2 separate regions of the Homo sapiens genome follow, and region 1 is linked to region 2. Evidence: read pairs that join two places in POLR2A ChIA-PET (ENCODE). Cell type or tissue: GM12878. All regions are shown on one strand. Region 1 overlaps ECE1 (endothelin converting enzyme 1). Region 2 overlaps ALPL (alkaline phosphatase, biomineralization associated).

Evidence for each region. Peaks named below come from ENCODE experiments on the same cell type or tissue, not always from the same donor. Only the 100,000 strongest peaks of a DNase experiment are listed, where the experiment ranks them.
Region 1: POLR2A ChIA-PET joins it to region 2 with 7 read pairs; 3 of 35 experiments call an interaction of 5 or more read pairs at or near these places.

The regions. Positions count from the first base shown.
Region 1 is chr1:21,284,046-21,286,545 of GRCh38, forward strand. The region is part of intron 2 of ECE1 (endothelin converting enzyme 1); the gene reads right to left. Among named protein-coding and RNA genes, the nearest start is that of ECE1, 5.2 kb to the right of the region's middle. RefSeq lists an enhancer at 1-454. In GM12878, no CTCF peak of the experiment used is centred here; no DNase peak of the experiment used is centred here.
Region 2 is chr1:21,519,935-21,522,434 of GRCh38, forward strand. The region is part of intron 1 of ALPL (alkaline phosphatase, biomineralization associated); the gene reads left to right. Among named protein-coding and RNA genes, the nearest start is that of ALPL, 12 kb to the left of the region's middle. In GM12878, no CTCF peak of the experiment used is centred here; a DNase peak (open chromatin) is centred at 1,185.

The sequences.
Region 1 (2,500 bases), 240 kb before region 2:
GGGTGCAATGGAAAGGGCTGGGCCGTGAGTCAGGGCACCGATCTGCTTCCAATGGCCGCTGGCCTCGGCTGAGTCTCTTCTTTGCATCCCTGTCGCACCTGCCCAGCCTCCTTCATGGGACTGTGGAGGGGATCCGTGAGATGAGGTCACAGCATGGGGAGATGTGACTGGTTTCTTACGTTTCTTTTGGAAATGAGGTCCCGTCAAGCATGGGAGACTGGCCTAAGCAGCTTGGAGGGTAGGAGGATTGGTGGCAGGCAGCCCAGTCCATCTCAGGAGAGGGGACTGTGAAATGGCCATCCGCTAAGAGGCAGCGCTGATGCCTGGAAGATGCAGAATCACTGCAGATGCTCAGCTCGCTGGTGGGCTTAATTTCCTACTTATTGTCGTGGGAGGCAGAAAGAGAATGAGAAGGAGGGGGTGCCCTCAAAAGAGAGAGGTGGAGAATGAGACAAAGAAATGAGAGAGCCAGAGAAACAGAAAGAGCGAGAGAGCTAGAGTAAGGGAAAAAGAGCAGCGCTATCCAGCCAGGAGTTCCCAGGGTTTCCACAGCCAAGGGAACAAAGCCCTAATCCGGGACACATATTTGGTTACAGAAGTGAGTGCTTGGCTCACCTAGGCTTACAGCAAGAACAAGTTCTGCAGGTGAGGATGGGGCCTGCTGCCTGGGGCCCACGAGACAAGCCGGGAGCAGAAAGGGTGGGGAGCCAGGTGAAGCCAGGTTTTCAGAGTCAGGTCGGAAGGGAAGGCAGAACCCAGCAACCTGGGCTGCACGAAGCAGCAATGGGAGTGGTCTGGGCAAGGGTCTGGCAGGGATCCCACCCCTCTGCAGCCCAGAAACCCAGCCACCTGGGAGCGCTGGCAGGGGCACCAGGCTCCCTGGAGTAAGCCTTTGAGAGCAAGTCGACTGTGACAGCCCAGCCTGCGAGGAACCCTGCCTCCGAAAGTTCCCCAAAGTCAGTTTGGGGAAGTTTCTTCCAGTAAAGTTTCCATGAGGTGGCCTTCTGGCTGAGGCAATGGGGTCAGTCCAGAGCAAAATTCTCAAGTCCTTGTGTCCTCTTGTCTCTGCCTGAGCCTTGTCTGCTACCCCACCCAGATGCCTGACTTTAAATGACTGGTAACAGCTTAAAATATGATCCGTTGTAGGGGAGGGCACTCCTCACATCTTAGCAAGAATCAAAGGCTAATATTTACAAGTACTTTCCAACTTTCATCGCTTCCCAGAAGGAACACCCAGCTCCCCACAGCATGGGAGAAAGATGGTAACCCTGAGAAGTCAAATATCCCACTGTGTGTTGCTGGGCAGTCTCTGGGCCTCAGTCTCCCATCTCTAAAATGAGGAGGCTGATTGAGGTCCCAGGTGTGACTTCTCAGACTCTCAAACCTCAAGGCTATATAATAGGCAAACAGAGTTGATAACAACTCCAGGTAAACAGACATGTCTTTTTAAAGTATTGAGCGGGCTTGTCCCTGAAATCACCCTGGAAAGACAGCTTTGGCCAGGCATGACGGCTCATATCTGTAATCCCAGCACTCTGGGAGGCCAATGTGAGAGGATCGCTTGAGCCCAGGAATTCAAGGCTGCAGTGAGCCATGATCACGCCACTGCACTCCAGCCTGGGCAACAGAGCAAGACCCTGCCTCAAAAAAAAAAAAAAAAAAAAGGCTGGGCACAGTGGCTCATGCCTGCAATCCCAGCACTTTGGAAGGCCGAGGCAGGTGGATCACCTGAGGTCGGGAGTTTGAGGCCAGGCTGGCCAACATGGTAAAACTCCATCTCTACTAAAAATACAAAAATTAGTCACGCATGGTGGCGCACGCCTGTAATCCCAGCTACTGGGGAGGCTGAGGTGGGAGAATTGCTTGAACCCAGGAGGTGGAGGTTGCAGTGAGCTGAGATTGTGCCACTGCACTACAGCCTGGACAACAAGCAAGACTCTGTCTCAAAAAAAAAAAAAAAAAAGAGAAGAGAAGAGAGCCCTGTGCAAGGTGGGAAAAAAATGAGAAAACTATAACTAAGAATTTAATATCTCACCTTTCTTTTTTTCTTAACAACAACAAAAAAAGATTTTTAGAAGTAATTGAATGAATTTCAAAGGTTTTGGTAGACATGGCCATCTGCTCCTCAGTTCAGGCTGCAGGTGTAACTTCAGCTATATCCCTTCCTGCCGCTGAAAATGGTGTATGTTCAGGTGTGGGAAGATCAGGCAGCTGGCTTTGGCAGAGCAAGAGGCTTCAGAGCAAAAGCTAGCATATTTAGATGTATATTATTATATCATGTCACTCATAGTGAGTTTCTGTAATAATCCTTGTAATAACCTAATAACCAAATCCATTTTCTAAGCATTATCCAAAATGCTTTCCCTCATACTGTCCCACTGAGCCTTTGCAACAGCTCTGAGAGGTGGGCTAATAATATTAACCCCATTTTACAAAGAAAGCTGTGGAAGTGAGTTGCTTTCAGGTCTCACAGCGCAGGAGAGACAGAGCTGGGGCTCCA
Region 2 (2,500 bases):
GGGAACCTGAGGTCAGTGCTGGGAACGCAGGAGTGGTGGCTCAGCAGAGGCAGGGGTTGTGCTGCCCCCCGCATCCCACCCAGATACACCCTATCCTGTTTTAATCAGCCATTGACCTTGGACAAGTCACTTTAACACTGCCAACCTCAGTTTCCAGGCACTTATTCTATTTTTCAGGTTTTTTTTGTTGTTGTTGTTTGTTTGTTTTTTGAGACAAGGTCTTGCCCTGTCACCCAGGCTGGAGTTCAGGCACGATCATAGTTGACTGCGGCCTTGACTTCCTGGGCTCAAGTGATCTCCTGCCTCAGCCTCCCGAGTAGCTGGAACTGCAGGCTTGTGCCACCATGCCCAGCTAATTTTTTTTATTTTTTATTTTGTGAGATGAGGTCTTGCTTATGTTGATGAGGCTGGTCTTGAACTCCTGGGCTCAGGCAATCCTCCCACCTCAGCTTCCCAAAATGTTGGGATTAACAGGCGGTGAGCCACCAGGCCTGGCATATTTTTCAGTTTTTAAAGCCATTTCTTTTTTCTCTTTTTTTTTTTTTTTTTTTGAGACGGAGTCTCGCCCTGTCGCCCAGGATGGAGTGCAGTGGCTTGATCTTGGCTCACTGCAGCCTCCCAGGTTCAAGTGATTCTCCTGCCTCAGCCTCTGGAGTAGCTGGGACTACAGGGGTGTGCCACCACGCCCGGCTAATTTTTTGTACTTATAGTAGACACGGGGTTTCACCGTGTTAGCCAGGATGTTCTCGATCTCCTGACCTTGTGATCCGCCCACCTTAGCCTTCCAAAGTGCTGGGAGCCACGGTGCCCGGCCGAAAGCCATTTCTTATTCATGAACTCACCGAACCATCAAAGCAACCCAATAAAGTATTCACATCATTTTGCAAAGTGGGAGACTGAGGCTTGGGGAGGCAAGCAACTTGCCTGAGGTAAAATTGATGGTAAAACCAGGCCTCAAACTCAGGTCAGGATCCCAGGCTGAAGGTCTTTCCCCAGCTGTGTCTCCAGTCTCTCTCATCGTTGCCTTTGTACCTGCCATCCCCTCCCCTGCAGCAACCTCTCCCTGTTTGTGTTGCCAGTTGGCATCATGGCTGTTTTTCTAGAGCTTGCTTTGGATATCTTGAACCCTTTGTAATCTGATCATCCACATAGCATCTGGCTCTGAGTTTCAGTTCCTGGAGGGTAGGAGCCCCATCTGAGTCACTCGTGAATTCCCATGCCTAATAAGATGCCTGCTTTCAGCAAGCGTTTAATGACTTTTTTTTTTTTGAGACGGAGTCTGCTCTGTCGCCCAGGCTGTAGTACAACGGCGCGATCTCGGCTCACTGCAACCTGCGCCTCCCGGGTTCAAGCGATTCTCCTGCCTTGGCCTCCTGAGTAGCTGGGATTACAGGTGCCTGACAGCACGCCTGGCTAATTTTTGTATTTTTAGGAGAGACAGGGTTTCATCATGTTGGCCAGGCTGGTCTCAAACTCCTGACCTCAGGTGATCCACTTGCCTTGGCCTCCCAAAGTGCTGGGATTACAACAGCCCATTTAATGACTTTTGAGTTCATGAAAGGCTGCCCCACTCGGCAAGGGTTTCCACAGCTGGCCTGGCTTTGTTACCATGGGGAAGCCTGGGAGGGATGCCCCACTGGGTGTGACTCTTGAGCCACTCAATGCGAAGCCTGGCCACCCTCCCCAGACCTTCACTGGTGTCCTTGCACGAATGCCACCAGCTCATAAATGGTTAGTGATTGGCAGCAGGACAAGCCAGTGTCTCTGGGTCCAGTTTTCCTGTTGGCAGTTCAGGCCTTTAGTCTCACTCAGGTATGAGGTGCCCAGTGTCATACCTCTGGCCAATGTCTTTGTCCATTTTGTTCACAGATGTACCCCCAATCCCAAACAGCCTTAATTTCTTTAATAATAATAATAGTCATAGCTGTAAATTTGCTGAATCTGCATGTACCATGCTTCCTGGTGCATAGTAGGCACTTAATACATATTTGTTGAATGAATGAATACTCGCAGCGAGTTAACATTTCTTAGAGACTGAGAGTCCCTAAGTGAAAGGTCACTTGCATGACCTCTGTGCCTCAGTTTCATGTGTCGACTCCGTGAGAGGTACTCAGAGGAGTAACCAATACATATGTCCATTTTTTTTTTTTTTTTTGAGATGGAGTCTCGCTCTGTCGCCCAGGCTGGAGTGCAGTGGCGCAATCTCGGCTCACTACAAGCTCCACCTCCTGGGTTCACGCCATTCTCCTGCCTCAACCTCCCCAGTAGCTGGGACTACAGGCACACACCACCACGCCCAGCTAATTTTTGTTGTATTTTTTAGTAGAGACAGGGTTTCACCATGTTAGCCAGGATGGTCTCCATCTCCTGACTTCATGATCCGCCCGCCTTGGCCTCCCAAAGTGCTGGGATTACAGGCGTGAGCCACTGCACCCGGCCAGGTTTGTTTAAAATATATCATGAACCAGGCTGTGTTCTAAGCAGCTCACATGTATTTTTT